Linked DNA regions of Homo sapiens: region 2 is linked to region 1. A link is an interaction called in ENCODE POLR2A ChIA-PET data of the cell type or tissue named here. Cell type or tissue: CD4-positive, alpha-beta T cell. All regions are shown on one strand. Links, peaks and the distances in the headings refer to the core of each region. The heading gives the core; the rest is flanking DNA.

Evidence for each region. Peaks named below come from ENCODE experiments on the same cell type or tissue, not always from the same donor. Only the 100,000 strongest peaks of a DNase experiment are listed, where the experiment ranks them.
Region 2: POLR2A ChIA-PET joins it to region 1 with 11 read pairs; 2 of 35 experiments call an interaction of 5 or more read pairs at or near these places.

Annotation. Positions count from the first base shown.
Region 1 is chr2:174,055,605-174,065,086 of GRCh38, forward strand. LOC105373746 (a long non-coding RNA gene) reads right to left here and starts at 7,027. Exons shown (of 3, transcript XR_923589.3): 1 at 6,800-7,027; 2 at 6,314-6,430; 3 at 5,146-5,327. RefSeq lists an enhancer at 7,291-7,910. In CD4-positive, alpha-beta T cell, for the core only: no CTCF peak of the experiment used is centred there; a DNase peak (open chromatin) is centred at 4,157.
Region 2 is chr2:173,725,368-173,734,849 of GRCh38, forward strand. No RefSeq gene overlaps it. Among named protein-coding and RNA genes, the nearest start is that of SP3, 240 kb to the right of the region's middle. In CD4-positive, alpha-beta T cell, for the core only: no CTCF peak of the experiment used is centred there; no DNase peak of the experiment used is centred there; H3K27me3 peaks cover 297 bases.

The DNA of each region.
Region 1 (9,482 bases), core at 864-8,863:
TGATTCCTGCTTCCTGGTATTCATGACCCTGTGGAGAACTGATGTAGGTACCCAATAGGATATTTTGGAAATGACAGTGTTTGACTCCTGAGCCTGGGCCATAAAAGACCTATGGCTTTTGCCTTGCTCTTGCTTGAGTCACTCACTCTGGAGAAAGCCAGATGCCATGTTATGAGGGCTCCTGAGTGGCTCTGGGAAGTAGCTCCACCAAACAGTCCACATGGTGAGAAACTGAGTAGCTCCAGTTTTGCGGTCACGAGAGTGAGCTACCTCGGGAGTACTGTCTGCAGCTCCAGCCCGGCCCTTGGATTGCTGTGCACAGATGAGCTGCTTCCACCGACTTCTGGCTTGCAAAAACTGCTAGGTCATAAATGTTATTGTTGTTTGAAGATGTAAATCTGGGGTGACTTGTTATGCAGCACTGTATAACTAATACAGCACCTAATCTATAAGAGCTTTATAACTTCACAGGGGAGAAAAGATGGATCTGAATATGTAAAACTGTGAAATAAACCAGTATGTATGAACCATATACCAACTGTCACAAGTTCTGAGAAATGAGAGGAGGAAAGAAGGAGGCTGTACAGTTGACAAACAAGGACCCCCAATTAGGAGGTCAATATTAGAAGAAAAGGAGGTTCGAAGAAAGGCAGGACCACATCTTGGGTTCTCTCCATTTTTGTTTTTTGTTTATTTTTTTGAGACGGTCTTGCTCTGTTACCTAGGCTGGAGTGCAGTGGCATGATCTTGGCTCACTGCAGCCTCTGCTCCCGGGCTCAAGTGATCCTCCCACCTCAGCCTCCCTAGCAGCTGGGACGACAGGTGCAAACCACCATGCCTGGCAATTTTTTTTTTGTATTTTTAGTAGAGACAGGGTTTCACCATGTTGGTCAGGCTAGTCTCAAACTCCTGACCTCCTGATCCGCCCGCCTTGGCCTCCCAAAATGCTGGAATTACAGGCATAAGCCACCGTGCCCGGCCATTTCCTTTTTGAAGAAACCAAATTCTTGAGGAGTTTATGCAAATATTCTTTGCAAAATGTGAAATGCACTTGAAAATCAAGAATACATCTTTAGCTGGGCACAGTGGCACACACCTATAGTCCCAGCTACTCAGGAGACTGAGGTGGGAAGATTGCTTGAGCACAGGAGCTGGAGACTAGCCAACACAGCAAGACCCCAACTAGGCAACACAGCAAGACCCCATCTCTGAAAAAAAAAAACCCTAAAAATAAAAAAATAGATATATCTTTAAAACAACATGTAAGTCAAACAAACTACTTTTGGTAAGGAAATTCAGCCTTATAAAAGTGCAAAAAATTTACCAAAACACAAAAGTGGTTTACCAGTCTGTTACATACCATCATCTATGCTGGGTTGAGAAATTAAAGGATATTTATTTGTCAGATTGATTTAAATTAAAGAATAAAATAACTCAGTTCCTGGTGGGTTGGTTTCCACACTGGAGCAATGGAGAGACTCCTAAAATAAAGGTAAAATAAAGGATATCTATTTAGATGAGAGGAGGAAACAAACAAATAAAAGCTCCTCAACCAACCAGAGAAAATTAATCCCTCTTTCCAGTCTTCACTGTTTTTCATTTTGCTTTGCTTTGTTTCCTTAAGGAAATTTAAAACATAGTGGAAGTCACGATGGCATGGAAATGATGGCTGGGAAAGCATCCCGGTACCTTTTCATGTTGCCTGAATCTCGCTCAAGATATCAGTTTCCAATGGAATGGGGAAATCTGTGTAAACCAAATAGAATATTAAAGTACACGAACAAGCAGCCTGAAAAAAAAAGTTCAATAAAGTAAATGAACAAATATATAAAACAGATAGCCAACTTCACCAGTAAAGAAATGCAAACTAAACCACAAGGAGATTGAAATGTTAAAAATCGATTGGATTGGTAAAGACTAAAAAGGTTGATAATGCTCAGTAGTTGGGGGTCTGGGAATCGAGCACACCATGGGGTGAGGTGGGAACGTTAACTGGTACAACCATTTTATTTTATTTTATTTTATTTTGTTTTGATTTATGTATTTATGTATTTATGTATGTATGTATTTATTTTTTTAAGACAGAATCTCCCTCTGGCTCCCAGGCTGGAGTGCAGTGGCATGATCTTGGCTCATTGCAACCTCTGCCTCCCAGGTTCAAGCAATTCTCCTGCCTCAGCTTCGCAAGTAGTTGGGACTACAGGTGCGCACAACCATGCCCAACTAATTTCTGTATTTTTAGTAGAGATGGGATTTTGCCATGTTGGCCAGGCTGATCTCTAACTCCTGACCCCGAGTGATCTGCCTGTATTGGCCTCCCAAAGTGCTGGGATTACAGGCATAAGCCACTGTGCCCGGCCATGGTACAACCGTTTCAGACAGCAATTTGACACCACCCAGCAATGCATACCCTTTGATCCAGCAATTCCATTCCCAGGAATTTATCCTAAATGTGAAAGTATATGTAGAAGCTCAAGCATATTCACTGCAGCCTTTTGGGAATAATGGGAAAATTAGAAATCTCAATGTACACAAGAGAGGGCTGGCTACATAAACAAATAAATGAGAACAAACACGTGGTGCCTGCTTATTCTGTGCCAGCATTCTTCTAGGAGCTCTATGCACATGAAGTCACGTGATCTCTCAAGATCCCTTAGACTTGGTTCCTGTCTTAGGAGAGTTCAGCCTTACAAACAAATATCACTCAGCCATCAAAAAGCTCAGGAATAGGTCCAGATGTGCTGACACAAAAAATACTCATGACATGGAAGTGATAAAAGGAAGTTTCAGGGAAAGCTATGGAGCACAATCTCATTTATGATTTAAAAAGAGACTGTGCATACATGTTTATATTTATACAGAAAATGTCTGGAAAGATAAACCAGAAGGAAACAGTTAACAGAGAAATCCTCTGGAGAAAGCCAGGGAAGGGAGGAGAACCCTCCATTTTTTACCTAATATCTTTCTTTTTGGTTTTATTTTTAAAAAATAAAGCCCAGAGTCAGCCAAACTGCAAAGGCTGAGGTCACAATTCCTAACCCTGCTTTCATTTTGGACACTGACCTCAACTTTGGGGGATTCCCCCAAACTACTCTCAGATTGGATAATTCACTAGGAGGACCCGCTGAATTTATTGAAAGCTATTATACTCATGGTTTTGATTTATTATAGAGAAAAGATACAGATTAGAATTAGCCAAAGAAAGAGACACACAGGGCAGTCTGGGAGGCTTATCAAACATGAAGCTTCCATTGTCCTCTCCTGTGGAGTTAGAACACATTACCTTCCTGGCATCTGTGTGTGAGGATACACCTTGAGTACTGTCAACCAAAGAGGTACAAGCAAATTTCAGTGTCCAGAGTTTTTATTGGAGCTTCATTCTGTAGGCCTGATGGGTTTATTGATTGCCCACATGGCTGATCTCATTCTGAAAGTCAGCTGACACTACATGACCCAAATTCTCACCCTAAATCACACTGCTGGGTCTTTCTGGCATGGCCAGTATGTACCCCAGGATCCAGTGTGGTTATCTCATCCCCTAAACCAAGATACTCTTATAAGTTATGACTGAGGTTAATCCCAGAAGCTGAGGGCAAAGGCCAGATCACCCTCTGGGCAAGACCAAATGCTTCACTACACATTGTTAGAATGAAGACATGGAATAGCCATGTGGCTAATTGTTTTTCCACGTGCTGCCTGGTGCATGGGCCAGTTTCTAAGCTGTGTGTTTATGTAAGATGATTCATCTTCACTGAGACGCTCTGATCATGTGGACTTTTGTTTTGTGTTTTCTTAGATTCTGTATTTGTCTGTTTGGTATTCATTAGTCACAAGGCCAAATTAATGGCCATGATTATTTCTATTTCCTCTGCAATCCAGGTTTCCCAGATGCACAAAAATCATATTACAAACCCTCTAACCAATCATTTGAGTCCATACTCCCAAACACTTCCTTATCTCACTCTTACACACCAGCCAGTATTTCCTCTGCCCGAAATCACCCAGGGCCAGGTACCAGACAACTACAGACCACTCCTATAGCCCAGAGCCTGCCCAAATTATTTGAAATAGCCAATCCTACACTGTTTCTCCTGCCCCGCCTTGTTTTTCCCAAGGCAACCGCAATAAACGCTGTGGCCTGGGCTTTCTTCTCACCACTTCTCCTTCCTGACCTAACCTGGTGCTTCCCCATGTGGCCCTGCATGCATGATGTGCCCTCATCCCTTGGCAAATACAACTCATAAATTCTTCTTCCAATGACATGGCCTCTCCATGTCATCACTCAATCCCCTCCCTGAATTAGAATCTCCAGTAAAATTGAAACAACTTTTAAATCTCTGATCTACAGGCCTGGGTTTCAGTAGGTCAATAGTCCTTACTGCCTGGTGCAGGCCTGGGCTCATGCATACTTGTTAAATCTAATGAACAGTCTGGGTGCAGTGACTCATGCCTGTAATCCCAGCACTGTGGGAGACAGGGGAAGACAGTTTGCTTGAGCCCAGGAGTTTGAGACCAGACTGGGACACATGGCAAAACCCCATCTCTACCAAAAATACGAAAATTACTCAGGCATGGTGGCATGCGCCAGTAGTCCCAGCTACTCAGAAGGCTGACACAGGAGGATCGCTTGAGCCCAGGAGGTGAGCTGTGATGGGGGCCACTGCACTTCAGCCTGGGTGACACAGCAAGACCCTGTCTCAAAAAAAAAAAAAAATATAATAAATTTTACACTATCAGTTTTTGCTCTAGTGATGAAGGAGATAAATTATTCATCTTGCTTAATGCAATCAGTACTTGATGTGGAATCTGAAAATATGTTAAGCTACTTTCAGAAATGCTCATCAGCCTGCATATCTGCACTGTAAAAGTTCCGTCCTAACTTGTTCAGTGTTCTTTTATCACCCTCCTTTCTCCTCCTTCTTCCCCACACCCTGCCCCTAATTCATTTAGTTAAGCAAATAACCTGTATCCACTGCCAATAACTAAATCTGCCTGGATCACCTTAGAAGCTAAAACCCAGAATGAAAAAAAAAAGTTATGCTTCTTTCATTTGGGCTTGTTGCATGGTTTACTTTAGGCTCTGAGTAAGTGCTATTTTATTATTGTTTTTGCTTGTTACTATCAGGGGATTTCAGGAACTGATTTTAATATAAATGCCTTAATTGTACTCTCAGGAAAAGATATGAAAACAGAAAACCTGATAAATCAGTTGATTCTGTAACTCTCCACATTGTTGTCATCTGTGAAACTGACTTAGCAGTCCCCACGATGAGGTCTGGCCATATTCCCACATTTTCAGGGACACAAGGTGTAAAGATATGAAGGAACTGGAAAGGACAAAAAGTGTGAAAAAATATCAACAAATTTAAGCCTCCAGTGATAAATATGGGTAAAGTGCTGAAGTGATAGACGAATAAGGTTAACAAAGGCCAAGCCATAAAGGATGAGGAATATTTTGGGTTTTAATAATACAGGTGAGCTTTTACAGAAAAAAAAGTTACTGCCTCAGGCAAGAGTAACTGTTTATGGTGGGTTTCCAATAATTCTCAAAGTTTGATCCAGTTAAGAACTCAAATTCTGAACCAGAAAGTTTAAAAAACATTTTAAAGAAGAAAACCTTAAAATAGCTATTTAGGCTGGGCATAGTGGCTGATGCCTATAATCCTAGCACTTTTGGGAGGTCGAGGTGGGAGGATCACTTGAGGTCAGGAGTTTGAGACCGGCCTGGGTAACATAGCAAGACCCCCATCTCTACAAAAAAATAAAAAAATAGTTGGGCATGGTGGTGGTATGCGCCTGTAGTCCTAGCTACTTGGGAGGCTGATGCAGTAGGATCACTTGAGACCAAGAGTTTGAGGCTGCAGTGAGCCATGATTGTACTACTGTACTCCAGCCTGGGTGACAGACCATGACTTTGTCTCTAAAAAATTTTTTTAATAAAATAAGATGGTTGTTTAGAAATACTGACATTCTCTTCTCTATAGATGAGTTATTAAAACATTATTTTATTTTTAATATCCCACTTAGCCAAACTGCACTAGAAAACCAGAAGAATCTAGTTCTAGAAAACACTTTGCTTTTGTAATACTCTTCGGTATTTAACAGTACTTAACAAGCTAGTAAGGAACCATAGCTTTACAGCCAAGTGGGGGATGGGGAATTGTTTTTGCTAAGCCAGGATGAAGGTGTTAGTTATATATGCTCTTGAGCATAGCAAGTTCTGTGAACTCAGATGTATCTGGAGGCTTTTAGCCACAAGTTACAGAATATTCAACTACAAGTGACTGAAATCATGAGGGCATTTAATTCTTACACAAAAGATGACGTCTGTGGGCGGCTGCTCCAACCCGGATTGGCTAACAGTCTAGGGGCTGCTTCTCTGCCTCTCGGTTTTCCTTTCCATAGCTCCAAATACAGTCCTTCATCAAATCTATTTTCAAATAAAAAAAAAGGAATGATGTCCAGCGGGCCCTGGAATTCACCCCAAGCCCTCGCAGGAGGAGGAGGGTGAATGGATAGCTTGGCCAGGCACCGTGGCTCACGCCTGTAATCCCAGCACTTTGGGAGGCTGAGGCGGGTGGATCCCTTGAGCCCAGGAGGCAAAAGTTGCAGTGAGCAACCCCTGCACTCCAGCCAGGGCAACAGAGCAAGACCTTGTCTCAAAACATTAAAAAAAAGAGACAAAATGGATAGCTTTTCTTGTCTCCCTTTTTGTATCAGGGAGGAAAAATTTCCCTGGCAAAGCTTTGCCAAGCCTGCTCCCCAGACCCTCATACTTTCCAGGCCAGAGCTGGCTCACCTGCCTAGCCCTATCACTGGCAAAGGAGAAGTGGGATATCATGATGAATTTAGAGCCATAATGATTCATTTTCTGAAGCTGAGCACACTCGCTGTCTATGGAGCAAAATGAGATTTTGTTGGCAAGGAAAAGGGGGGTGTGGTGGGTTTGTGAGACGGCGATGGTTAAACAATCAATAGTGTTTGTGATGTCTGGAGGCATTAACAGGTGAAAGGTGGGACCCTGGTCCCAATGCCTGAGTTCATCATTACTATTCAATGAGTGCATAATAAGGAAATACATCTTCCATTTGCTATATTGTGAAATTGGATAAAGCCCTCAGTCAAACCAGATATCCTACGTGGCTTTGTAGGAGTTAAGTCACAGAATAGGCTCCTTCCTTGGAAATAAAACTTGACCAAGTCTCTTCCCTAGAAATACAGTTCTTCATTAAATCTATTTTCAAGTTTAAAGTAATGATGTCCCAAGGTCCTTGGAATTCACCCCAAAATGACGCAAATACAATAAGCCAAATGGCTGAAATCACTTACACACAACATTTGACCAAAGCAAATCAGCTTGCTCTCATGCTGTGATCAGAAGAGCAGCAAACTGGAGGCTTTGTTTGAAGCAAAAAGAACACTGAATTCTAAAGACAAGGATCCTCAGGGGGAGAAGAGAGAGATTAGTAAACAGGGTTAGTTAATCCACTCAGACAAGAGCCTCAAAAGTTCAAGGGGTGGTCTGTTGCCTGCACTTCCATGGGATTTCAAAGGATTGCAGTGAGAGGCCGGGAACCAAACACGTCACTCTCCGCAGCCGCTGTCCCATTTATATCATTGATATCAGCAGCCAGGACTGCTCTATTCTACGAAAGGGATGGAACTTTCTCGAAGAAGTGTAGTTGCCCCAAATAGAGACTGCTCAGATTTGGCGGGCCTCTTGAGAGCAAGAACTGAGGAATCTTATCACAAAAATGGGAAGATAAAAGGCAGAGCCTAATGAGAGAACACTGAAACCCTCGTATTTTTTATTCCCTGGAGCAAAGTAAAGAACAGGCATAGAGGAGTCAGAGGGCCTGGTTCTCCTAGGACTGACCCCCACTGGGAAGCGCTGTAGACCGCCCAGGTTGATAAAATGTTGTCACCCTGTGAAAGCAACACAATCCAGTAACTAAAGCGTTCATGAACGGGGGGCCCTGCAGGGTTCTGTGTTAGCTCTTGGAATCTAGGTTCAAAAAACAAAAAACAACAGGGCACGTTGAAGAGGGCTGTGTCAAAATTTCTCCTTTCCCTTCACACCCACGCCTTCCACACCCACTCTGCTGATGGCGTTCACTCCAATTTCATTGAGAAAATGGAAGCTACACATCTAGCCCTGCCTTCCCTCCTATTTACTGGAAGCATTCCTGCTTCTACCAACTGTCAGTCCCTCCACCTATGCTCCAGTTCTCATCCCCTGTAGCTTCTTAAGGACTGGGTCTCTTTCGTCACCCCTCTCCCTCTTGCTTCATCAGCCTCCAGCTCTCCTCCTCTCGGGAACATTCCCCTCAACATCCAGACATGCCCCGGCACGCTCCGTTGCTAAAAAATCTACAGCCAGCCAACCAACCAACCAACCAACCAACCAACCAACCAACAAAAAAACCTCTTTGCTTCCCATCTCCCCCATTTCCATTTCTCTTGTCCCCTTTCTGGCAAAACTTCTCAAAAGAGTAATCTGAACTTGCTTTCAAATTAAACAGAACTTGTCCAGCAGCACCTTTTTTTTTTTTTTTTTTTTTTTTTTTTAGAGTCAGAGTCTTGCTCTGTCACTCGGGCTGAAAAGCAGTGGCACAATCATCACATCCAGCTAATTTTTAGTTTTTATTTTTTGATAGAGACAGTCTTGCAATGTTACCCAGGCTGATCTTGAACTCCTGGCCTCAAGTGATACTCCCATCTTGGCCTCTCAACGTGCTGGATTTTTTTTTTCTTGTTTTCTTTTTCTTTTTTTTTTTGTTGAGATGGAGTCTTGCTCTGTCGCCCAGGCTGGAGTGCGGTGGCGTGATCTCGGCTCACTGCAAGCTCCGCCTCCCGGCTTCACGCCATTCTCCTGCCTCAGCCTCCCGAGTAGCTGGGACTACAGGCGCCTGCCACCTCACCTGGCTCATTTTTGTATTTTTAGTGGAGATGGTGTTTCACCATGTTGGCCAGTCTGGTCTCAAACTCCTGACCTCAGGTGATCCGCCCGCCTCAGCCTCCCAAAGTGCTGGGATTATAGGCGTGAGCCACCGTGCCCCACCCTCAAGCAGAACATCTTTCATCTTCATTTTTTTCAACTGCTCAGCAACATTTGCTGTCTTCTTGAAACCGTTTCTGTCTCCCAGCTGCTCTGACACTAGCCTCTCTGGGTTTGCTCCTCTCTCATTGGCTTCTTCTTCTTCTTCTTCTTTTTTTTTTTTTTTTAGACAAGATCTCGCTCTGTTGCCCAGGCTGCAGTGCAGTGGCACCATTTCTGCTCACTGCAACCTCTGCCTCTTGAGTTCAAGGGATCCTCCCACCTCAGCCTCCTGAGTAGCTGGGATTACAGCTGTGCACCAGCACGCCTGGCTAATTTTTGTACTTTTAGTAGAAATGGGGTTTCACCATGTTGGCCAGGCTGGTCTTGAACTCCTGGCCTCAAGTGATCTGCCTGCCTCAGCCTCCCAAAGTGCTGGGATTAC
Region 2 (9,482 bases), core at 893-8,892, 330 kb before region 1:
ATATAAAGAAGTTCTACAAATTAACAGGAAAAAGACAGACTACTCAATTTTAAAAAGCAAGGGTGAGAGACTTGTACAGGTACTTTCCAAAGAGGTTATCCAAATGGCTAATAAGCATATGAAAAATTACCCAACCTCAATAGTCATCATGGGAATGCAAGTTAAAACCAGAATGCTATATCATTGAACAACCATGAGGCTAAAAGGAAAAGAGCTCACAAAACCTAGTATTGTCAAGGAGCTATTGGAATGCTCATACATCTCTGGTGGGTGTGTAAATTGTCACAACCACTTTAGAAAACCAGCAGTATTTATTGAAGCTGAAAATATGCCTGCCTCATGAAACAGCAATCCTTTCACTAGATACATGTCCAACAGAAGTACATATGAGGATCAGAGTCTTATGTACAATATTTATAGCAGCTTTATTCATGATAGCCAAAAGTGTTCAACAACAATGCAATGAATAAATATATGGTGATATATTTATATAGTGGGGTACTATGCCACAATGAAAATGAACAACTACTGCTACAACAGCAGGGATGAATCTCACAAACAAAAGGTTGAGCAAAACAAGTCGCATACAAAGGAGTACATACAATAAGATTACATTCATATATAAAGTTCAAAAAAAGGCTAAGCTCATACACCAACAACATCCAAGCCAAAAGCCAAATAAAGAATGCAATTCCATTCACAATTGCCACAAAAAGAATAAAATACTCAGTAATACAGCTAACCAGGGAGGTGGAAGATCTCTACAATGGGAATTACAAAACACTGCTCAAAGAAATCAGAGATGACACAAACAAATGGAAAAACATTCCATGCTCATGGATAAGAAGAATCAATATCATTAAAATGGCCATACTGCCCAAAGCAATCTACAAATTCAGTGCTACTCCTGCCAAACTACTAAGAAGAATGACAATCTTCACAGAAATAGAAAAAACTATTTTAAAATTGATATGGAACCAAGAAAGAGACCAAATAGCCAAGGCAATCCTTAGCAAAAAGAACAAAGTTGGAGGCATCACGTTACTCTACTTCAAACTATACTACAGGGCTATGGTAAACAAAATAGCATAGTAGCAGTACAATGGAACAGAATAGAGAGACCAGAATTAAGGCCACACGCCTACAACCATCTGATCTTCAGCAAAGCTGACAAAAACTAGCAATGAGGAAAGGACTCCTCATTCAATAAATGGTGCTGAGATAACTGGCTAACCATATGCAAAATATTGAAATGGAACCCTCTCCTTACACCATATACAAAAATCAACTCAAGATGGATTAAAGACTTAAATGTAAAACTTAAAAATATTTTTTAAAGAAAACCCTTGAAGATAAAGATAACCTAGGAAATACCATTCTGGACATAGGAACGAGCAAAGATTTCATGACAAAGACACTAAAAGCAATGGCAACAAAAGCAAAAATTGACAAATGGGATCTAATTAAAGAGCTTCTGCACAGCGAAAGAAACCATCAACAGAGTAAACAGACAACCTACAGAATAAGAGGAAAGATTTACAAACTATGCATCTGACAAAGGTTCAGTATCCAGAATCCATAAGGAACTTAAACAAATTTACAAGCAAAAGACAAACGATCCCATTAAAACGTGAGCAAAGGACATGAACAGACACTTCTCAAAAGAAGACATACATATAGCTAACAAGCTTATGAAAAAATGCTCAACATCGCTGATCATTAGAGAAATGCAAATCAAAGCTACATTGAGAAACCATCTCACATCAGTCAGCAAGGCTATTATTAAAAAGTCAAAAAATAACAGATGCTGGTGAGGTTGCAGGGAAAAGGGAATGCTTATACACTGCTGGTGGGAGTGCAAATTAGTTCAGCTGCTGTGGAAAGCAATGTGATAATTCCTCAAAGAACTAAAAACAGAATTACCATTCAACCCAGAAATCCCATTATTGGGTATACCAAAGGAACATAAATCATTCTACCATAAAGACACATGCATGCATGTGTTCACTGCAGCCTTATTCACAGTAGAAAAGACATGGAATCAATCTAAATGCCCATCAATGATAGACTGGGTAAAGAAAATATGGTACAGATACACCATGGAATATTGTGTAGCCATAAAAAAGAATGAGATCATGTCCTTTGCAGCAACATGGATGGAGCTGGAGGCTTTTATCCTATGGAAACTAAAGCAGGAACAGAAAACCAAATACCACATGTTCTCCCTTGTAAGTGGGAGCTAAACAATGAGAATATGTGGACACAAAGAGGAGAACAACAGACACTGGGACCTGCTTGAGGTTGGAGGGTGGGAAGAGGAAGAGGATCAGAAAACCTGAGAAAAACCTGCCTATCAGGCACTATGCTTAGTATCTACATGATGAAATGATCTGTACACCAAACCCCCATGACATGAGTTTACCTATATAACAAACCTGCACATGCACCTCTGAACCTTAAATAAAATTTAAAAAATAAATAAATAAAAGGAAAAAAAAAACAGGCTTAGCTAATCTAGGGTGATAAAAGAGTAGTGGTTACCTTTAGGCAGCAAGAGGAAAAGGCAGGTGGCTTTGGCTTCTAGGGTGCTGATAATGCTCTATTTCTTGATATGGGGTGGTTACATTGTTGTGTTCACTCTGCCGAAATCAATTAAATTAATCAATACAAAGTTACTTTTTTGAAAATTCAGCGGAATGTTTTAGAAGAATTTGACGATGTAATTTTAAAAGTTATGTATAAGAAATTATTAGTGACTACAATCAAAACTTCTTTAAAAATAAGGGTGACAAGTAGAATTTTTATCTGCCAAATATTAAAGCCGATTTAAAAACAATAATTAAAACAGTGAGACGTTGGTACAAGAAGAGACAAACCAGCCAAGAAAACAGAATAAAAAGCAGACATACATCATTATCTGTCCATTAAAAATAAATAAAATTTATGTCAAAGAAAAAAAAAGAAATTTCAAATGAAAAAATTAACAGATTTAATTACATTTAAAGTTCTGTACACAAATGGCACATTAAGCATTTATTATTTTAATGTATAAAGATCTCCCAAATGATGGGAATGTAAAATAAAGCACTACTTTAAATAATAATTTGACAATCTGGATAGAAGGGAGGACATGTGCTATAGACTGAATGTATGTATGTGTCCCCCCAAAATTCATATGTTGAACCCTAATCCCCAATGTGAAGGTATCAGAAGGTGGGGCCTTTGGGAGATGATTAAGTCAAGAGGTCTCTGCCCTCATGGGATGAATGCCCTTATAAAGAGACCCCAGAGAGTTCCCTCTCCCCTTCCACCATATGAGGACACATGGAGAAGATGGCTGTCTATGAACCAGGAAGCAGGCCATTACCAGAACCAAACTGTGCTGACACTCTGATCTCAGGCTTCCAAACTCCAGAATTACAAGAAATGAATTTCTGTTGTTTATAAGCCACCCAGGCTATGGTAGATTGTTATAGCAGCCCAAACAGACTAAGATACTATGCATATTCTGTGACCCAACAATTCCACTTCTAAATATGTACTCTAATTTTAGCACTTTACTCAAGGAGATAGCGACAAAATAGTAAATATCTGCCAATAAGGGAATGAGATAAATAATCTGATACATCTATAGAATGGAATACAACAGTTAAAATGAATGAACTAGACATATATGTATCAACATAGGTACCTCAAAAGATAATGTTGAGTTGAAAAAGCAGGATGCAAATTAATATGTAAATATTATATCATTTATGTAAATTTTAAAAAATCTTCCATTTTGTTATAGGGCACATACAAATGTAGAAAAAAAGCATTCAGCCAGGAGTGGTGACTCATGCCCATAATCCCAGCACTTTGGGAGGCGGAGGCAGGCCGGTCACTTGAGGCCAGGAGTTTGAGACCAGCCTGGCCAACATGGTGAAACCCTGTCTCTACTAAAAATATAAAAATTACCTAGGCATGGTGGCGCATGCCTGTAATCCCAGCTACTTGGGAGGCTGAGGCAGGAGAATCACTTGAACCCAGGAGGCGGAGGCTGCAGTGAGCCAAGGTCGTACTACTGCACTCCAGACTGGGTGACAGAGCCACACACTGTCTTTTTTTTTTTTCTGATCCTGATTTTTTTTTTATTATACTTTAAGTTTTGGGGTACATGTGCACAACGTGCAGGTTTGTTACATATGTATACATGTGCCATGTTGGTGTGCTGCACCCATTAACTCGTCATTTAGCATCAGGTATATCTCCTAATGCTATCCCTCCCCCCTCCCCCCACCCCACAACAGTCCCCGGTGTGTGATGTTCCCCTTCCTGTGTCCATGTGTTCTCATTGTTCAGTTCCCACCTATGAGTGAGAACATGTGGTGTTTGGTTTTTTGTCCTTGCAGTAGTTTGCTGAGAATGATGGTTTCCAGCTTCACCCATGTCCCTACAAAGGACATGAACTCATCATTTTTTATGACTGCATAGTATTCCATGGTGTATATGTGCCACATTTTCTTAATCCAGTCTATCATTGTTGGACATTTGGGTTGGTTCCAAGTCTTTGCTATTGTGAACAGTGCTGCAATAAACATACGTGTGCATGTGTCTTTATAGCAGCACGATTTATAATCCTTTGGGTATATACCCAGTAATGGGATGGCTGGGTCAAATGGTATTTCTAGTTCTAGATCCCTGAGGAATCGCCACACCGACTTCCACAATGGTTGAACTAGTTTACAGTCCCACCAACAGTGTAAAAGTGTTCCTATTTCTCCACATCCTCTCCAGCACCTGTTGTTTCTTGACTTTTTAATGATCGCCATTCTAACTGGTCTGAGATGGTATCTCATAGTGGTTTTGATTTGCATTTCTCTGATGGCCAGTGATGGTGAGCATTTTTTCATGTGTTTTTTGGCTGCATAAATGTCTTCTTTTGAGAAGTGTCTTTTCACATCCTTCACCCACTTTTTGATGGGGTTGTTTGTTTTTTTCTTGTAAATTTGTTTGAGTTCATTGTAGATTCTGGATATTAGCCCTTTGTCAGGTGAGTAGGTTGCAAAAATTTTCTCCCATTCTGTAGGTTCCCTGTTCAATCTGATGGTGGTTTCTTTTGCTGTGCAGAAGCTCTTTAGTTTAATTAGATCCCATTTGTCAATTTTGGCTTTTGTTGCCATTGCTTTTGGTGTTTTAGACATGAAGTCCATGCCCATGCCTATGACCTGAATGGTAATGCCTAGGTTTTCTTCTAGGGTTCTTATGTTTTTAGATCTAACATGTAAGTCTTTAATCCATCTTGAATTGATTTTTGTATAAGGTGTAAGGAAGGGATCCAGTTTCAGCTTTCTACATATGGCTAGCCAGTTTTCCCAGCACCATTTATTAAATAGGGAATCCTTTCCCCATTGCTTGTTTTTGTCAGGTTTGTCAAAGATCAGATAGTTGCAGACTCTGTCTTGGAAAAAAAAAAAAGCAAAAAAAAGCATTCGAACACCCATGGGAAATGTATATGTCAACTTCTAGAGAGTGGTTGCTTTGAGAAGAAAGAAAGGAGACTAGCATGAGCAAAGTTTTAACATTATGTTAAATATTTGATGTGCTTTTAGAAAAACAGCTGAAGCACACATAACAACATAATCATTTCCACCATTGTTAAGTTATTTTTGGTATACTTGAAATATATTATAATTAAAATAAAATAAAAAGGTCTACAAATCAATTTTAAAAAGCACAAATCAGTCTTCTACACTTCAATAGAAAAAAAGAAATCAGGAAAGAATAAAGGCACCTCACAAAAGAAGAAACACACCTGAATAATAAATGTGAAAACATTCATCATCTCCCTGGAAATAAAAAATAATTACAAATTAGAATAACTTTTTTGTTGTTGAAAAAATTTTAATGATAATATCACTCTTGGCAAAGGAAATATGTGCTGTCTATACTGCTAGTAACAGAATTTACCTTTGCGTCTGTGTGTGTGGAGTGGGGGTAATTTGATCATATGTTTTAAAATCTTAAATATATTTGTACAATTTTACCCATTCATTCCACTTCCTTGATTTTTTTCTTAAGGAAAATGTCTGAGTTAAACACAGAGATGTTCATTATGACAAGGCTCATTATCTTAAATAATCTAAATGTCCAGAAATCAGAGGTTAAGTAAATTAGTTTATATCCAAAAGATGAATTCTATACAGCCTTTAAATATCATACTGTAAAAGAATTATCACTGCAGCCGGGTATCATGGCTCACGCCTGTAATCCTAGCACTTTGGGAGGTCAGGGCAGGAGGATTGCTTAAGCCCAGGAGTTCAAGATCAGCCTAGACAACATAGCAAGACCCGTCTCTACAAAAAAAAAAAAAAATTAGGCCAGGCATGGTGGCTCATGTCTGTAATCTCAGCACTTTGGGAGGCTGAGGCGGGCAGATCATGAGGTCAGGAGATCGAGACCATCCTGGCTAACACGGTGAAACCCGTCTCCACTAAAAATACAAAAATTAGCCAGGCATGGTGGCAGGCGCCTCTAGTCCCAGCTACTAGGGAGGCTGAGGCAGGAGAATGGCGTGAACCCAGGAGGGGAGCTTGCAGTGAGCCAAGATCACGCCACTGCACTCCAGCCTGGGCGACAGAGCAAGACTCCGTCTCAAAAAAAAAAAAACAACAAAAAACAAAAAACAAAAATTAGCCAGGTATGGTTGTGTGCACCTGTAGTCCCACCTACTAGGGAGAGTAAGGTGAGAGGATTGCTTGAGCCCAGGAGGTCAAAGCTGCAGTGAGCAGTGATTGTGCCACTGCACTCCAGCTTGGGCAACAGAGTGAGACCCTGTCTCAAAAAAAAAAAAAAAAAAAAGAATTCGACATGAGAAATTATGACATTATGTTGTGAAAAACTTGTTATAAAACGGCATCTTCATTATGATCCCACCATATATGTACATATTGTTTTTTAGGTGCATTTTTTTTTTTTAAAGCTCTCACCCTGTGTCGCCCAGGCTGGAGTGCAATGGCTCAATCCAGGTCACTGCAACCTCCACCTCCCAGGTTCAAGTGATTCTCCTGCCTCAGGCTGCCAAGTAGCTTGGATTACAGGTGCTCGCCACCACACCTGGCTAATTTTGGTATTTTCTGTAGAAGTGGGGTTTTGCCATGTTGGCCAGGCTGGTCTGAAATTCCCAACCTCAAGTGATCTGCCCATCTCAGCCTCCCGAAGTGCTGGGATTACAGGCGTGGGCCACCGTGCCTGGCCCTACAAGTGCAAATGTAAAAGGATAATCACCAACATGTTAACAGTGGTTATCTCCACATGACAAGCTGGGCAAGTTTCATTTTTTTCTTTATAATTTCTGTATTTCCAATTACATTGACATATGTTATTTTCATAATCACTCAAAATAATATTTAGCCCTCATTTTTTAATTAGAAATTTTACTGGCCTAAAAATGTGCATTATTGGTCTGATATTTTAAAAAATCAGAGATCAGGATACCACTAAATGAACACATGACCAAATCACAACAAACAGCTTGATGTTTAGGTTCAGAAACCCATCCATACAGGTGTTTCTTGGTCCCTTAATTTAATCAGCAAGAATTCGTTAATTAGCACTCTTTCCAAAGGAAACCTGCATTTTATCATAAAGATGGAACAAAACATCTGCGCTTCCATTGCCCAGGAGCATGTAATGTAGTGTGTCCAGGTAAGCTCAGAATCTGGCAAATTTATACACAGCCGGTACGTGCTGTAGCAAAGAAGTATTAACAGAAAGTCCAGGAGACCTGGTTCCATTCTGAGTTCAGGCCCCACCGAAAGGAACTCTGCCCTGGCCATGGTTACAGCATTTCCTTACAGGACCTTAGGACCAGAAGCAGCAGGAGAAAGAGGAGCAGAGTTTGAGGACAGGGCAAATGGAATCTCTCTGGGGGACAATCTGGGTAAAAATGGGTAAAGAAAATGCCCTCTGACCACAACCAAAATTACTAGGGAGAGCCCAGAAAATTGGGGAATGCCAGGAAATGAACTGAATGCCCCTTCCTCACCAGGGAATACTTGAGGATTTTTTAAATGCAGAGCCACAGACTGCTAAAAGCCAAGTTAGAGGGAGTAAAGGAATTTGCTCAGGGTCACACAAGTTGGCAAACAGGTGAGCTGAGATCAAAACTCAAGCAGGTGACTCCAAAGCCTGTATTTCTCCCCACTGTCGAAACACTACCTAATAAATGGAGAAGGTAGAGTCCGATTCACCTCAATCTTCCAGCTCGATTCTGCCATGACACCATATGAAATACTGAAGGCTGCACGTTATCTATAGTATTACCCTTTGAGTATCCTAAATGCCAAAATACTAGAAGAAAACATGACTAAACAATATCCCAATCAAGTGTTTATAAGAAAACAAACAAACAAAAAAGAATGAAGAAGAAAGAATAAGAGAAGGAAACCAAGGCAGAGTTAAAAAGTGTAATTGATCTAACCAAAGTCATGCTTTAAGACCCTGTTATCAAGGCACAGAGGGGCCTCCAATTTGCACAGCATCAGGGGGCATTGTTCATTGTTGTTCATCTCCCTTAGAGTTGTGCAAGCCTTACAAATTGGTAAATAAGTTGAAATGATGCAAGTGTGCATCATGGAATATTTCTCAAACATTTGCTTATTCCAAGAACATTCCAAGACATAATTTTTCTTGTCGAGGTGCCTGCGGGAGGAAGTATTCCATGAGTTTGCTCCCAAAGTAGGGAAGTTGCCACTTCCAAAGCCATTTCATGCCACTTTGCTGCAGGTATTAAAGGAAGTCCCAAACTGACAAGAGTTCTCTCCATCAAGGACAAATGGCCAAGATGTGATTAGTGATGTTGAGCACCTTTTAACATACCTGTTGGCTATTTGTATGTCTTCTTTGGAAAAATGTTTATTCAGATCCTTTGTCCATTTTTTAGTTAGGTTATTTGGTTTTTTTTGCAATTGAATTGTTTGAGTTGCTTATATATTTTGGATATTAACTTCTTATCAGTTATATGTTCTGCAAATATTTTCTCCCATTCAATAGATTGTCTTTTCAATCTGTTGTTTCCTTTGCTATGCAGAATCTTTTTAGTTAAATTCAAACCCATTAGTCTGTTTTTGCTTTTGTTACAAATTATGTTGTGCTTATGCCAAATAATACATAATAATGCCAGAAAATACAATGGCGTTCTTGACTACCAATCCCACCCCACCATCACCATCACCACTGCCCTAATTTCATTCCTGTCCCTGGAGGTTAACCACTATAATTTCTGGCATATACCTTTCTGGACATTTTTAAGTGTATTTAAAAGATATATGTATCCATAAATATATAATTATATGGTTATATCTTTTACATGAATAGTGTCATGTCATACACATTTTTCTTCAACTTTCCTTATTTGTTTAAAAATCTGTCTTGGAAGTCTTTCAATGGCAGTACATACAGGCCTATTGCATTCCTTTTAACTGCTGTGTGGCTAATACTCC